Linked DNA regions of Homo sapiens: region 2 is linked to region 1. Evidence: read pairs that join two places in POLR2A ChIA-PET (ENCODE). Cell type or tissue: MCF 10A. All regions are shown on one strand. Each heading gives the region's core, and the rest is flanking DNA. Links, peaks and the distances in the headings are about the cores only. Region 1 holds the start of GRHL3 (grainyhead like transcription factor 3). Region 2 holds the start of LOC124903879 (a long non-coding RNA gene).

Region 1 (8,324 bases), core at 34-8,033:
CCCTGTCAGGTAGGGAGGGAAGTTATGACTGTCCTCATTTGAGGAAAAACTGAGCCATGGAGAGGGCCACTGGCTTGCCTAAGGCCACTGAGCTTGTACCTCAAGGCATCAGGCCTAGAACTGAGGTCTCTGGCTCCCAGCATCCAGAACCTTCACAGAGCCGCCTCCTCAGAGTCTCCCCGTCTGGCTTCTCCTCCATTTAGGAGAGAGCAGGCAACAAGATCAAGAGAGAGGAGCTCAGGGGTCTACCTGATAGGCCTCACTTCTTGAGGCCTCCCGTCCAGTCTGTGAGGAAGTGCAAATTGCCGGGGCCAGTGCTCTGGGAGGAGGGGATGGGACCTTTCCCCAGTTCACTGGCACTCGGCACAACAGGGGTGTGGTGCCAGCTGCTCCATGCCCAGTCAGCCTCAGCCTTCATGGCTCCAACATGCCTCATTCTGGGCACCAGGATGGTGAAAGTCTAGAGTGGTAAAGTGGGGTTTCATCCCAACAAGTCTCTTCTGAGTCAAAATGCCCACTGCTTTCTGGCTGAGCTACTTAAAACCCCCAATAAGACCAAGGAAATGCTGTCTCAGCCATCAGTTGAGAACTTTTGGTATCATTTCCTTCTGTTAGAATCCTAGCAATTTAGGATGCAGACAGACCTCAGAGGTCTAGTTCCAGAGAGGCACCTGCCTAAGGACATGCAGCATACGGCAGGATGGGACTCAGTAGTTAAGCTACAGAAAAGAAAGTACTCACTCAACTTTCCAGAAGGTGGGAAGAAAACCCAACACCAAAGGAGGTGGTCTCAAGCTCCACCAAAGAAGGTGTGTGGCACAGGACAGATCCAGCAGGCTAGACCCCACTTCCCTTCAGCCAGAGAAGGAAGAGTTCCAGGGGCCGCCTGAGCTGGGTGTTGACACCCAGATACTCCCAATGACTTGCTAAATCCTGCCATGAGCCACCCAACCTCATTAACAGTGATCAATCACTCTCTAATCACCCACAGGGAGGCCCTGACACAACTGCTCACAGAGGAATCATTTTCCAGTCAGCCCCACACACGATGTTCCCTGGGCACGACAGGGGCGCCCCAGGGTTCTCGTGCCTGCCAGTGGCCCATCTGGTTTTCTGGGTGTACAGATTGTGAAATGTGCCTCGTCACATGGGCTGGGGGCTCATTTGGGGGCCTCAATGGGGAAATGGCAGAGTGTAGGGCATGGCTCTGTAATGACTCCAGTTTGCATGAGGCAGTATGAACTCATCGTTATGGGAGTGGGCCCAGAGCTTTGCAGACCTGGGTTCCAGGTCCAGCTCTGCTACTTACTGGGTGACTTTAAGCAAGCAACCTGACATCTCTGTGCCTGTTTTCTTACCTGCAAAATGTGAGGCAATGAGAATGCTAACCTCACAGAATTGCTATGAGAGCTACCGTTCATTGAGGGATTACCAAGTACCGGGTGCTGGCTAACAACTTCTAGTCATTGTCTTTGTTTTTTACAACTTTGTGAAGTATTACTGTTGGAAGATGCAATGAGGTAATGCAGGTAAAGCGATCAGCATAGTGCCAGCACATAACAATGTGAACTACTTTTATTATTATTACTAATACTTTGTGGGGTAGTCCCCAGCAAACTGCACAATTCACAGCCTTTTCCAGCCTATGAATCGGGATATCTCTTCCTAGCTGGCAGAATCATCCTGATGCTTGGAGATTTCCACTTAAGAGGAACACGCACTACCAGCTTCATCGTCAGGACCCAGGTGGGCAAGTTGACGGTGGTCAGGCTGCAGCAGACACTTTTAGTTGCATGTAAATTATCTAGGTGCCCTTTCCTAATTAGAGAAGAAAGTGAGTTTCTGCTATTTTAAAAATTCTTCCCTGTATGGGAATTTTTCTTTCATGCTATATTCTCCTCTTGGTGTCTTGTCTAATTTTCCTTTTCTCCCCCCATCTATTGTTCAACTGAGGTGTGAAAGAAGTTGAAATCCACCTGTAAACCCGGGGGTGCCACATCCCTTCATTTATTCACTCACTGATTCACTCAACAAACATTCACTGAGGATTACTCTGTAAATGGCCACGTACTGGGTGCTGAGGACAAAAAAGGTGAAGGCCACTGCCATTCATGTGGCTACACTGTTCTGTCCCCTTTCGGTCCCTGCCCTTGAAAGTTCCCAATTCTTGCTGACCTCCTGGAAAAGCCTAGAGAAATACCATCAAATAACGGAGAGATAATTTCCCTTCAAGACTTTCACTAGGTCAGTTGTTCTAACCTTTTTAGGAGGCAAAAGGAATAGAGAGGGGGAGGCAGCCAGCCAGGATTATTTGCGGCATTTTAGATAGGAAAGCTGAGTTCCAGAGAGGGGAGGGAAGGCAAGAGAGGGAAAGGAACTCAATTATTTCATAGAGTCAGGCCTTGTGCCTTTTTATTCTCATACATGCCTTGTGAGGTGGGTATTTTTATCATCATTTTACATGGGCAAAAACTGACACTTAGGTTAAGGAGCTCATCCAAGTCACCCAATCTATAGGTGGCAGAGCTGGGCTTAAAACACAGGTGTGATCTTGGAACTAAGCTCTCAGCCTGCTGACTCAGCAACTACACTGCAGGTCAGTAGTGGATTTGGGAACCTCCTGCTTCCCAGTCCTCTGCCTGGTCTTCTAGGCCAACAGTTTTACAACTTGGACACGCATCAGAATCACCTGGAGGGCCTGTGAAAACACATAACGCTGAGCCATACCCCCAGTTTCTGATTCAGTAGGTCTAGGGTGGGGCTGAGAATTTGCATTTTTAACTAGTTCCCAGGTGATGATGATGATGATGATGGTCCACGGACCACAGTTTGAGAACACTGTTCTAGGTGTTCTCTTTCAAAATAATGACTCCCTCTCTTCCCCTTAACGACTCCAAAGGTAACATAGGTTTGTAAAATACAACAAATATATAACATGTAGAACCTACAGAAAAATAGGAAGAATGGAATTCATCCACATTCTTCTGCTCAGAAATAACCACTCTTAACAGTTTGGCACATCTCCTCTGTCTTCTTTTCAGAGGCTAAGCACAGAGGAAGCGGGGTGGCCTATGGCTGCTCGGCTAAGACCCGGTTAAGATCCCAGTGCTTCCGTGAGACCTTGGGCAAGCCTGAACCAGGTCTGGGTCCCCTCTTCGGCAAAACTGCATTTACACTCCCATCCCGCATTAGTTTGTTGGGAGGGTTTAAAGAAGAGCGTGTATTTATCAAGCACTCGACACAATGTCAGATGCGGAGTCAGCGCTCCATAAATGTTGGCTGTCATTTTTGTTCTAACGTAAGAGAAAGCTGGATGATCCCATCTGGGTTTCAGCCCCGTTTTCCCTCTTCACTCCTCCGGTGGGTCAGTGGGAGCTCTGCCGACCGCCTGGCTGCGGCCACTCACTGCTGGGACTGCGCAGCCTGCCCGCTCCCAGCAGCTGGCGGAGCCGCAGGACCCCCGCGCCGCCCGGGCCGCCGCCGTTAGGGTTGGCTCAAGCCTCTCGGCCCAGTCCGCCAGTTTTACAGCCCGAACTCAAAGAGGGCTTTTAACTTTTCATTCAGCAGCAGCGTAGCTCCGACTTTTAATAACACACCTCGTGCACGACAAAAATTTGCTCCTGGCAATCATGGTTTCGACCACAAAACCACAGCGGGGAGGCGTTCCTGATTAACTCTTTCAGCGCTCCAGGCAGTCTGGAGCCGGCGCTCCTGGAGATCAGATAGAACGGCGGCGGCGGCCGCGGTCAGGACTGCGACGGTTCTAGTCCCCTTCCCCCAACCGAGTCGCGTCTCTGCGAGGCTGAGGGGAGACTCCAGGCGGCAGCGGTGGGGCCCAGAGAGCAGGGAGCGAGGCCGCGGGGGACGCTCCTGCCTCGGTGCCTTAGACCTACTGTGTGCCAAGCCCCTTTGCGGCGAAACTCTCCCTTCCTGGGCTGTCAACGGGGCCTGCCTGGAGCGCCGGCCGGCCCTCCAGAGGGGAACAACAGGTCACCGGGGAGGTCGCCTGCGGCTCCAGCTCCCCGGGGGCCCCGACGCACCTTCAGGAAAACCCGACGCTGGGCAGCTCGCGGGCGCCGGCTGTTTTCCTGCGAGACCCAGGCGGTCGGCGGCGACTTCCGGCGCCCTCGGCCGCAGCCCAGGATCCCTTGCGCCCTGCGGTAGCCCGGGGCTGCCCAGGGCTGCGGGCTCCAGGCACCCAGAGCGCTGCGACCACATGAAAGGCCCGGCGCTCAGCACCCGCCAGCCACCTCCAGCTGGTTTCTAACTACACCGCCGGGGCCTCCATGCTTCTCAGAGACCAGCCTTCGAAGTGCCGCCTTACACCCGGGGCCTGGCCACCGGGCGGGCGCGGATGGAGCTCTGGTCCACATTTGGGAGCTCACAGTTGTTCCTGCCAGGTAGGTGTTACAGACAGATGAGCAGACTGAGGGTCAGGGAGGACAAACAAATTCACCAGGATCCTGCTGTTGGTAAGTGGCAGAATTTAGAGTGACAGGCAAGTCCCACTTTTGCCACTATATCAAGGCCTGGCCAGAGTTGGCCATTCCATGAGGGCCCAAGCTGTAAGCTATGGCCAGTCCTCTTAACTTGGCACTTTTTAGGAGAATGTCGAGGCCGCAGAAGCAACAGCAGCTCAGAACTTGCAAGCCAAGCGCCGGGTGCCCTCCCCTTACCAGTAGGGGCAGCTGAGCCCCCAGGCTCTGCCACTGTAATCTCAAATGGTGGCTTGGAGTCCGCCTGCAATTACTCAGCAGGCAACTGGCTTCCCTCACCCCACCCCAAACTGAGAAGCCTCAACTGTCAGCGGATCTGACTTCAAATCCAAACCATTAGGGAGGAGAAAAGCAAGAAACCTTTCTGTTCAAGTAACCCAGCTTCAGAACACATACCCCCTAACGTGCAGTAATGAATAGATTCTGTCTGTAGCCTCCGCAGTTTTAGCCAGCAAATTTAAGTGGGATGGAGACACATGTCAAGATTTTTTTGCGCGTTCAAAGTATGGAAAAATAGCAAGAGGTTTGGGAATGCTCATTGATTGGTTAGTTCTACATGAAATGACAATGGTGTTACTGGTGTGTTCTCCACCAGCCTTAAAAGCAATCACTATTCTAAAATTGTCAAATCCTCTAACAACCCCATGAGGTGGATACTACTGTTGGCCACTATTTACAGATGAGGATTAAGGGACTTGCTCAACATCACACAGCTATAAGTGCTAGAGCTGGGACTTGAACCCAGGTGTCAGTACCAATGCTCCTGCTCTTATTCTCATTGCGGTCCAATTGTCAATACATTGTCAACCCCGGGAAATTCATTCAAAAGAAATGTGCCTGTTAACCCAAGTGATTGTGCTGTGAACATGAAGAGCTGAAGGGCTAGCTAGAACATAGAATCCGGTCTGCAGTCAGGACCTAGCACTGCTGTCTGCCCACAGATCTTCAAGTTCTTAAAAGTCTGTTGAGGAGCAGTTAGAAAAAAGATGGTACAATCCTTGCCTCTGCCCACTCACCTCTGAGGGTGGCAGGAAAAGGAGAGCCTGTGTTTAAAGGATTCTGGCTTCTCCTGCCAGCTCCCTGAACCCAATCTAAAGCAGCCCAGATCCCAGCCTCACCCTACCTTCTCTAAGGTCTGGACCCCAAGAAGGACATCATGGTGAAGATCAGCATCAGTCAGTCAGGATCTTAAATCTCAGATGTGGGCAGGAAGGCACATGCATCCTCCCAGCCAAAAGAGGTGACCTACCAAAAATCACTTCTCATCTTCCCCAGCCTTAGAACTGCCTCTGAATGAGAGGAACCACATTTTACTGAACGCATCTTCAGACCATAGCTTTATGCTAAGCATTTTACAGCATTTATCACACTTAACTCTTTCCAGAATTCTACAAAGCATTCTTGTACCCATTTTCCAGATGAGGAAAATGAAGCCCAGAAAAATTGAATGTCTTGTCTGAGATCACCCAGGGACAGAGCCTGGATTTGAACTTAGGTCAAGCCCACTACAAAGAGTACACATGCTTAACCACCACACTGTAACCTTCCCACTTGGGACTGTTCCAACCCAGCAAACAAGTCCCTTTAGAGAAACCCAACTCTCTGCCTAAGACAGCTCTTAGAACTACCTTAAAGAAGTTCCTTTTGGCAAGAAGATAGAAAGCCTCGATGGGATTGGGGTCGTCTGATTTCCAAGGCCCCTTCAGAGGATCAAAAAGTGGTGCCAGAAACCTTCACAGTTTCAGTCTTGTGTTTCCCTGCCTGGCTCGAAACTGCTCAGCAAAGAGAATGAGAAAAACTATTTTCCCAGGGAAACACTCACCTCTAGCTTGAGACTGGGGCTTGCCTTGACACGCCAAAGTAAGATCGTCAGCCCATTCATTTACCCTTACAAATTGCTCTGTGAATCCCGGTGCCGGCCTCCCCGCTCTTCCCCCTCCAGGAAACCCCATCCAGCCTCCACGCTCTGAGAGCGGCAGGTATCCACCGATGTTTACTCACTCAAGTTCATTCGACATCTTCCTGCTCCCAAGCTCCGACGATCAGCACTGAGGCTCTGCTGACCGCTTGTCTCTAATTCTTGCCTGACACAGACATTCTCTGCCCGGGAAAGTGTTTGATTTATGTTGAGGTTTGGGTGTCGAGATTTTGCTGACAGGTAGGTTCCCAGCAGCGCTGGCGCTGATTGGCTACAGGTACAGGTGCCGGCGACTGGAGGTATACCTCAACAGGTGCAGCTGTTAACTCTTAGCCCGCCGAGGAGGGCGGAGCTATGGGGGACTGGCTGGGTGGAGCTGGCCAATTCCTTCCTTGGTGAGGGGGTGGGGGGTGGAGATGAGGGAGGAGGGATGGAGAAGAAAATGTTGGAAAGAAGCAAGATAACTAGAGGAAAAGTACAGGGACAAACAGATAACTTGGCTTAAAGGAAAACTTGATTCCTGTTTCTAGTCATTGTCCCAGATACCCAGAAACATCCCCACCCCCAAATTTCTTTGCCCCCTCCTTCTGTACCACTGGGGAATTCTCAAAGGAGAGAGCAACTTTTCCCAGGTAGATCTTTGTATAAGTTCCCTTTTTTTCAGTTTCCCCTTTAAGGTAATATTTTTGAATAATCTTTTGCAGTTACTCAAGTGACTTCTTTTGGTTCTTAAAGTAACCTACCGTGGTAGATTTATTATCGCTTCCCCCTTCCTCTTCAACACATATTTTACAGATGAGGGAGGAAATGGAGGCCAGAGAGGCAAAGTGCCTTGCCCAAGGGCACAGCTAGCGAGGTCCCAGCCCAGATCCAATCTGCAGTCATCTCACTCCAAGTCTGGCTGCCCCTTGGGCTGAAGTCAGTGGCCTCAATTCAGTAGACATTCATTGAGCACCCGTTGTGTGCCAGACCCTACTCTGGGTTCTGGAGAAACTGAGGCCAGAAAAAACAGGGGTTACTGTTCTAAAGGAGTTTACAATCTGGGGGGTGTGTGTTGGTGGCAGGGGGTGGGGGAGTAAAGGAGAACAGGCTTTTATTGGGTGTGAAGGGGGTGTGGGCAAGCCACATACCTCTGGTCAGCACAGAAGGGATAGAAAAGTTGAAGGCTCCTCTGAAGCCTCAGCCAGCTGGTCATTTCACAGGCTCCAAGTGCTTCGTTCTGTATTGGGAACTTGGGAGAAATTCAATGCCTGTCAGATGAAGTAATTGTGGAGTAATTGCTGTGAGCTGTCTACTATAAAGAACAAGCTTGGTAAACCCCAGAATATCCACAAACACAAACAGGAGAATGTAAGAGCTTTTTAAAGAGCTTCTTCCAGGATTAGTTTGAAATTAAATCTAAGCCAGAGATCTTGGCATCTTTTTTTCCCTCTCTCTCTTTCTATTCTCCCCTCCCCCACCCTTCCCCTTTTGGCAAATTATCTCTTTGCTGTGTCTTCCTGGAAACCTCAACTTGGCCCACTCCTCTCTCTCTTCTCTGGGAACGGCAAGTGAGGTTTCAGCTACCCCTGCCAATTTATGGAGGTTTTTCAGGGTAAAGTCAGAATTCAAAGGAGCCCTCTTGGGGTGGGGTCAGGGCTCTGGAGAGGGGGTACTGGGTTTGAGAACTCTCAGAGATTGGTTTCTCCCTGGAGGCTGTGTTGGGGGAAGCCCAGGGGACCCTAATAAATAATAGTAAATAATTGCTAATAAAGCCACCTCCTCAGAGCAGCCCTCTTCAGTCACCCTTGTTAATAAAGTAGACATTCAATCACTCTGGATCACACTACTTTTTGTTCTCTGCAGAGCCCTTATGACTTATGATACAATGTAATATGACCTATGATATTTTTCTAATCGTTTATTGTCTT
Region 2 (8,324 bases), core at 13-8,012, 170 kb after region 1:
AGCAGCCTCACTGTGCCCTGATTCACACACTGTGGCTTTCCACGTGAGGTTTTGTTTAGAGGGATCCACTACTCAAGAAAAAGTTAGCAAACCACTCCTTTTGTTGCAAAGGAGCTGAGGTCAAGGGTGGCAAAGGCACTTGTCCAAGGTCGCCCAGCAGTGCTGCTCTGATGACTTGTGCACATCCCCAAGGGTAAGAGCTTCGATCTCTGCACAGCCGGGCCAACCTCTGACCCCTTGTCCATGTCAGTAAAATATGAAGGTCACAGCCAGGATTTCTAAGGGTCAGGAGGCCTTCACCGCTGCTGGGGCACACACACACACATGCATACACACATACGACACACACCTGTGTCTCCCCAGGGGTTTTCCCTGCAGTGAGGCTTGTCCAGATGATTGAGCCCAGGAGAGGAAGAACAAACAAACTACGGAGCTGGGGAGGGCTGTGGCTTGGGGCCAGCTCCCAGGGAAATTCCCAGACCTGTACCGATGTTCTCTCTGGCACCAGCCGAGCTGCTTCGTGGAGGTAACTTCAAAAAAGTAAAAGCTATCATCAGCATCATCTTAGACTTGTATGAAATAACCACTCCGTTTCTATTCTTAAACCTTACCATTTTTGTTTTGTTTTGTTTTTTTGAGTCGGAGTTTTGTTCTTTTTGCCTAGGCTGGAGTGCAGTGGTACAATCTCGGCTCACTGCAACCTCCACCTCCCGGGTTCAAGTGATTCTCCTGCCTCAGCCTCCCAAGTAGCTGGGATTACAGGCACCCGCCACCACACCTGGCTAATTTTTTTGTATTTTTAGTAGAGACGGGGTTTCACCATGTTGGCCAGGCTGGTCTCGAACTCCTGACCTCAGGTGATCCGCCCGCCTCGGCCTCCCAAAGTGCTGGGATTACAGGCGTGAGCCACCGCGCCCAGCCAAACCTTACTATTTTTTTAAAGAATTTTTTCCAGAGTTTAATTTCTGACATAGCTTAAGTTTTCCAGTAACTCTAAACTCCATCTCCTTTATCGTCATTAAGTCATTCACAAAAAGCCAGGAGAAGCATTTGGAAAGGGCATGATAATCAGTATAATAATTTGCCTTGTGTGGTCAGCACTTAACTGTTTACAAAGCCCTTTCACGTGCACAGCAGGTGGGAACTGCGCGGTGTGGGCTGGGCCTGCGCTGGAAGCATATCCCGTGAAAAGTGTTAGTGCCTTAGGTGAAAGCAACATGTATCCCTTTAGACTACTAACGGTATATGTTGTTCTTATGTATTTGTATTTATTTCTATTTTTTCTATGTTTATGTCATATTTAAACGATATCCTACTGCTTGTTGGTATTACCCTAAACTGTTTAAATAAAGAGCTCTATTTTTAAAGAAAAAAGGTACAATTGAATGGAAAAGCGTATGCTCTTATCTTTTTTTTTTTGAGACAGGATCTCACTCTGTCATGCACGCATGCCCCACCAGGCCTGGTTAATTTTTTTGTTTTTGTAGAGATGGAATCTCCTATGTTGCCCAGGCTGGTCTCAAACTCCTGGGCTCAAGCAATCCTTCCCGCCTCGGCCTCCCAAAGTGTTGGTTGGGATTATAGGTGTGAGTGACCGTTTCTGGCCTATGCTCTTATTTTTCAAAGGCTCCTCACCTCTCCTCTGGGAAACCTAGCTGTTAAGGCTACAAGGGTCAGCCAGGCAGGGTGGCTGATACCTGTAATCCCAGCACTTTGGGAGGCCGAGGCGGGCAGATCACGAGGTCAGGAGATCGAGACCGTCCTGGCTAACATGGTGAAACCCTGTCTCTACTAAAAATACAAAAAATTAGCCGAGGGTGGTGGCGGGCGACTGTAGTCCCAGCTACTTGGGAGGCTGAAGCAGGAGAATGGCATGAACCCGGGAGGTGGAGCTTGCAGTGAGCCAAGATCACACCACTGCACTCCACCCTGGGCAACAGAGCCAGACTCAGTCTCAGAAAAAAAAAAAAAAAAGACTACAAGGGTCTTGAGTCGGGTCCCCAGAAGCAAACCCAGAGAAAAGGTAGAAAGGTAGAAAGCAGTGCAGTGATCCAGGTAACGCCAGGAGGGGAGTGTGGAGGCAAGATGGGGCGGAGGGTAGGGGAGGAGGGGAGTGTGGAGGCAAGATGGGGAGGAGGGTAGGGGAGGAGGGCAGCCAGGCAAAGTGTGTCATCAACAGGTCCCTGCTGTGGGCAGCTGGACCTCAGTGCCCCTGGAGAGCTCTGGAAGTCAATGTAGGATGCAATTCAGATTTGGTCCCACTGCCAGGGGCAGGAGCCAGGGAGTCTAGCTACTCCCTCCCATCAGTCCAGTGTGGAGGCCGTTCCCTGAGGCAGAGTTGCAGGTACTTGCAGTTGGAATCCACCAAGCTGAGTGCACAAGAAAGGGGAGTGCCATGGGGCTGAGGGCAGGGTCCCCAGCCAATATCCCTTGTTGTAGTGAGGCTGGAGCTGACAGCTCACCCAGCTGCAACTATGGTCCATGGAAGGATATGGAACAGCACCTGTGCGCCTAGCTTTGCATTGCCAAACTCATTCCAGCAGCTCTCCATTAGCAAGGGTCTCCCAGTTTCCAACAACTCTCTCAAGGCCACCTGGTGACTGTCTTAGCACTGTGCCCGCAGTTGTCACCTCTTATTGGTGCCAGGGCAGGCGCTAGACCCAAGCCTAGCTGATCTGACAAGTCCCTCTCCCTGGAATTCAGTAGTCTCCCTGGCTGGCTGGGCCTGGAGCAGGTACCTTCCAATCTGCCATGGCCACATTTCCCAGTCTGAGGAACAGTCTGCAGACAAGACAAGAAAGCAGCCACTGCCACGTGGGCTGCCGAGACAAGAAACGGCAACCCCTGCTTCTGGTCCCTTCCCCCAGGTGCAGCTGCACCCCAGCCTCGACTTCATCCCACTTTTAAAAATATTTTTTTCTAGATAGACAGAGTCTCTCTCTGTCACCCAGGCTAGAGTGCAGTGGCGTGATCTCAGCATCTCAGCTCACTGCAACCTCCACCCCCCAGGTTCAAGTGATTCTTGTGCCTCAGCCACCCAAGAAGCTGGGATTACAGCTGTGCACCATCACATTCTGCTAATTTTGGTTTGGTTTTTTGTTTTGTTTTGTTTGTTTTTTGTTGTTGTTTTGTTTTGTTTTGTTTTTTTTGAGATGGAGTCTCGCTGTGTCTCCAGGCTGTAGTGCAATGGCGTGATCTTTGCTCACTGCAACCTCCTCCTCCCGGGTTCAAGCAATTCTCCTGCCGCAGCCTCCTGAGTAGCTGGAATTACAGATGCTCGCCACCATGCCCAGCTAATTTTTGTATTTTTAGTAGAGACGGAGTTTTGCCATGTTGGTTTTTTGTTGTTTTTTTTTTCAGTAGAGACAGGGTTTCGTCATGTTGCCCAGGCTGGTCTCGAACTCCCGGCCTCAAGTGATCCACCTGCCTCGGCCTTTGAAAGTGCTAGGATTACAGGAGTGAGCCACTGTGCCCAGCTAGTTTTTGTATTTTTAGTAGAGACAGGTTTTCGCCATGTTGGCCAACCTGGTCACTCCCCTCCCAAAGTGCTGGGATTACAGACATGAGGCATCATGCCCGGCCCCTTGCAACCTACATACAAGTCCATGAAAGAAACCAGAATGTGTTACCCCCAAATATGCCTCTTTGACACGATAATTTTGAATATTTTTTAGCTAAGGTAGTTAAAAAGCAGCAAACAGAGGAAGAGCTCCCCTCTTTCCGCCGAAAGGCAGGTTATAAATTCTTTACTGGAGACAACTTTTACAAACCTTATGCCATCAGTTTACTCCCATGCACTTACCTTCTCAGAGGTCCCTCCTTTGGGAGCCTAAACCTGCTTTCCTTTGTCTTGCCACTTCTCTAAAATGTATTGTGTGTTTTTTTTTTCCTGTTCCCGTTGTGGGATATGATGAGGTTTCTCTTCAAATAATCTGATCCATCTTTTATTCTTTAATTCATAGTACCCCTTTTTCTCCTTTTTGCCTTTGTTAGATGCCCAGGCACACCACAGTACCAGGGGTTATCAGTACCAGCTCACATTCCTTTCCTTATTTGGAAAGAAGACTAACTTTCTAGCTCATGACAGACACCCCTTCCCCGCCCTCTCCAATTTCTTTTACGTGCCCACCTTATGTAAAAAAATTCAAATGTTTAGCCAACCGGGATTCGTTTAGATTGTACGACCGGACCCCGGCCAATGGGGAAAGAGTACAGGGGCAGGATTTGCGTCAGAATTAAAGGCTCTCTTGCCCTTTGTTCAGGTGTGCTCTCATGGCGACTGGCCAAGGAGGCACCCGTCTGCGCAGAAGTAAAATTACTTTGCTAAGAATCCTTTGTTCGAGTGTTCAATTTCCTTAGGATTTTGAGCGTTATTCCTGACAGCGTTTTGTCAGGATAAAATTTATTGTTCTTTGTTGAAGATGCTCTCTAAGCCAGAGTCATAAGCCACTGCACCATCACCTTTCTTTTGAGGTTTCTCCCTCGTGATGTGTGCTGCACGTATTACAGACTTGCTTGCTTTTCTCTTGGTAATCTGTCTTTTGTTACAGGGCGATCTGTCTCTACTATGAAGGAGTGAGAAATTATGTTTCCTCCCCCACCCCAGCATTTAAGCCAGGGCCTTCTATTACTTGTAACCAAATGTCCTTGCTAATTCACAAAGACAAGGAGACAGTGAATCCACCTCCCGGGTTCAAACGCTTCTCCTGCCTCAGCCTCCCGAGTAGATGGGATTACAGACACCCGCCACCATGCCCGCTTGTGGCCAGCTTCGGGTATCTGGTCCTTTCCAGGAAACAGGGAAGGACGTCCTCTCCAGGTGACCCGCCCGCCCTCCTCCTCCTCCTACTGCTGGGTCGCCGCCCTTGAGCTTCTCCGAACCTGTCTGCTGCCACCTCCTGGACGGTGGTGGTATGTCAGGGCGGCTGGGCGCGGTCTTACCCGAACCGAGCTCAGGGAACCTGGAGAGGGGAGGGCTGGGGTAATGGACGCCCTGAAAACTTCCTTTAGGAAAGGGGTTGCTTTTCCTCTTGGCACCAGCACCTGGCACAGAGTGGAAGCTTGGGATTGAGTAAGTGAATGAAAGAATAAGTGAGTGAATTGGCGTATGAATTGGAGTCAGTAAGTGGACGGCTGTGACTGACTTACATATAAGGTTGCAGGAGCTCTCGCATGCGATGATACCATCCTGATCCCAAATTCCCGTTGCCCGTCGGTGCCCGTCCTCCCTCGCCCAGCATCTGCTCTGAGGGGGCACTGGTGCTGCTCAGCGAGCATAGTGATGTTGGAGGGAGTACGCGGGAGACAGAACAGGACCTTAACACTTGGTCTGGGACTTATTATTCTGTAATTGATTGTTTCCCATGTGATTTAGGTTTTGATCAATGGCTGCCTGCGCATCTTCCCTGAGCTCATTCCTGTGTGCATAAAGTGGGGCTGAAGTAATGAGGGTTGGGGGTGTTTTTTCTAGAAAACAGACTAGAAGTTATATCTAAATGCGTGAGTCAGCTCCATGAGTCAGTTCCTCAAGAGATACTGGTTGACACCAGGACCGGTTCCAGCCCTGGGAGCCCCACCCTTGGCGTGTGACGATACATGACATGGAGGTGTGATGGCTTTATATAAGCTGAGTCTTTTTATTTCCCCCAACTGCTTATTTAAGTGGATGAAGAGGATAAGGTCACGAGGAGTGCCCTGTCCTGGTGGACAAAACCATCAGCATATGGCGAGAGGCCCCTCTCTAGGAGGGCGGTGCCTCCAGGGTGGGACATATCCCACCCCACTCTGAGTCTGTTTCTCCAGGTGCTTAGTGGACCATCTGGGAAGCCAGAGTCCAGTAGGAGCCTGGAGCCCCCACACTCCCATCTCTGAGCTCCAGGCCCTTTCATGAAAGCCCCTGCTTCTAAGTAACTCTAACCCAGCCTGGACGCCTAACCTGCAGGATGCAATGCCGTTACTTTCTCCAGCCCTGGAATCGGGCCTCAGAAATGATGGCCAACTCAAACTTCTTTTTTTTTTCCCGAGACGGAGTATTGCTCTGTCATCCAGGCTGGAGTACAGTGGTACAATCTTGGCTCTCTGCAACCTCCGCCTCCCTGTTCAAATGATTGTCCTGCCTCAGCTGCCCAAGTAGCTGGGATTACAGGTGACTGCCACCACGCCCGGCTAATTTTTGTATTTTTAGTACAGATGAGTTTTTGCCATGTTGGCCAGACTGGTCTTGAACTCCTGACCTCAGGTGATCCGCCCACCTTGGCCTCCCAAAGTGCTGGGATTACAGGCGTGAGCCACCACACCCAGACTCAAACTTCTAAGGGAATGTTATCATTGCCCTCATGCCCACCTCCCTCCATCCCCACACCTGCACACCAGCAGTCTAGGTTTTTTTTTCTTTTTTCTTTTCTTTCTTTCTTTTTTTTTTTTTTTAAGGCACAGTCTCCCTCTGTCCCCAGGCTGAAGTGCAGTGGCATGCAATCTTGGCTCACTGCAACCTCTGTCTCCCGGGTTCAAGCTATCCTCCTGCCTGAGTAGCTGGGACTACAGGTGTGCACCACCACGCCCAGTGTATTTTTAGTAGAGAAGCGGTTTCACCATGTTGGCCAGGATGGTCTTCATCTCTTGACCTCGTGATTCGCCCGCCTCTGCCTCCCAAAGTGCTGGGATTACAGGCGTGAGCCACTGCGCCCGGCCTGCAAAGGTTTTTAAGGGAACTCATTGGTCCTTGGGTTCCTCATTTTGTAACAGAGGATGCTTGCTGCGTGAGACCTCCTTCTCAGAAACGGTCCAGAGACAGCAACCCAGCAACACTGAGGAGTAGAGACTTATTTCCATTTCTAGATGAGGAAGCTGAGGACGAGAGGCTAAGGGACCCTCACACAGCAGGGAAGTGGCAGAGCTAGAATTCAGACCGGGTCTGTCTACTCAAAGCCCATGTTCCATTCACTTCCCTTGGCTCCTGTGGGGGCCTATGAAAGTGCTCCCCCATCCTGGCTGGAAATGCATGATCTTCTTAATGTTTTTATGAAGAAGCATGGCCTTATACATGCCTTATAGGCATGTAATAAGCTTCTGGAACTTCAAACTCCCAAGAGAGAGCTGAAATTATAAGTAGAGTCAGGAAATTCTACAATGACTTTATGTTTGTGTGAATGACATTGGTCATGAAGGGAATTCTGGGATGTCAGGGGAGGTTTCCAACCCCAAAGTGACATGGAAGCAGAGGCCATGCAAGCTGCAGAGGCCCTTAGGAGACTTCTAGACCAAGACTCCTTTACAGACAGAGAAACTGAGACCTCAAGAGGGGACAAGAACTATTCATAGTCACCTGAAGTCAGGTGCAAGGTTGTGACCAGACCCAGACTCCGGACCTGGGCCATGTACTCAATGTCCCTGATTGACACAGCCCAGGCCTTGGAGTCAGATGGGCTCTCAGGCTTCGTTCCTTGCTCCTGCTCTCCAGGAATGAGCAGGAACCCCTCTAGGACCTGCCCCTGCAGAGTCATCAACCACGGAGACAGCACTCCACACTCCCTGAAGACTTCCGGGAAACAGCCCACTGCCTTTTGATGTTGTGCTTCTGTTATTCCTGGGTGTTGAGAGAAGGGACAGGAGCAGATCACATTCCCGAGTAGTTCATTGTAAAATGTGCTTTTTCTATAGCTTGGGGATGTTCCCTACAGTCTTAAAGCCCTGGCCAGCTTTCTCCGGCACACTCATTCATTCAGCAAATCTTACGAAGTACCTGCTCTGTGCCAGCTCCTACTAGACACTGAGATACCCAGGAGAGCGAGCTCCAGGCCTTGTCCCTGTAGTCAGTGCCATGGGGAATGGGAAAGCACCATGCAATGCATACTAGGAGATGGGAACACAGAGCTGGTGTTCCCAACCCAACCAAGGGAGCAGCTCACACAGGGGAAGCTTCCTGGTGGAAGTGAATTTAAGCAGAGGCCTGAAGAATGAATCGGAGTGAGACAGGAAAGTGGAGGTGGAAAGGGATTCTCAGAGGCAAGACAGTGCATGGGTGCACTGGAGAAATTTGTCAGAAAACAAGTGCTTTTCCTGGAGGTCTGAGAATCAGCAAGGCGAAACTGCTGCTCTGAAGGTCAACGCTGTAAGTCGATGTTGGATACCTGCTCTACATTCAGCCATGTGGAGGGTACAGAGGAATACCAGCGGGCTCTTTGCAATCAGAATGCTTGACGAGCACCATCCAACTTTGGAGCCCAGAGAACGAGGTTATCTGGGGAACCTCTGCCACTGAAGGCAGCTTCGTTGTGAACACCTCCAGCAGCCAAGACCTTTCTACCTCTCAAGGCAGCCACACC

The links. Peaks named below come from ENCODE experiments on the same cell type or tissue, not always from the same donor. Only the 100,000 strongest peaks of a DNase experiment are listed, where the experiment ranks them.
Region 2: POLR2A ChIA-PET joins it to region 1 with 14 read pairs; 2 of 35 experiments call an interaction of 5 or more read pairs at or near these places.

The regions. Positions count from the first base shown.
Region 1 is chr1:24,317,742-24,326,065 of GRCh38, reverse strand. GRHL3 (grainyhead like transcription factor 3) reads right to left here and starts at 6,709. Exons shown (of 16, transcript NM_198173.3): 1 at 6,498-6,709. The coding sequence starts at 6,514. GRHL3-AS1 (GRHL3 antisense RNA 1) reads left to right here and starts at 4,075. Exons shown (of 2, transcript NR_183722.1): 1 at 4,075-4,400. RefSeq lists enhancers at 2,936-3,451, 3,452-3,969 and a silencer at 4,037-4,176. In MCF 10A, for the core only: no CTCF peak of the experiment used is centred there; DNase peaks (open chromatin) are centred at 2,645, 3,675, 6,355, 6,705 and 3 weaker places.
Region 2 is chr1:24,147,218-24,155,541 of GRCh38, reverse strand. It overlaps IFNLR1 (interferon lambda receptor 1), which reads left to right. Exons shown (of 7, transcript NM_170743.4): 7 at 1-1,374. LOC124903879 (a long non-coding RNA gene) reads right to left here and starts at 4,108. Exons shown (of 3, transcript XR_007065544.1): 1 at 3,803-4,108; 2 at 350-530. RefSeq lists enhancers at 852-1,449, 1,450-2,047, 2,048-2,645. In MCF 10A, for the core only: a CTCF peak has its summit at 4,931 (motif pointing left); DNase peaks (open chromatin) are centred at 4,191, 4,881 and 5,541.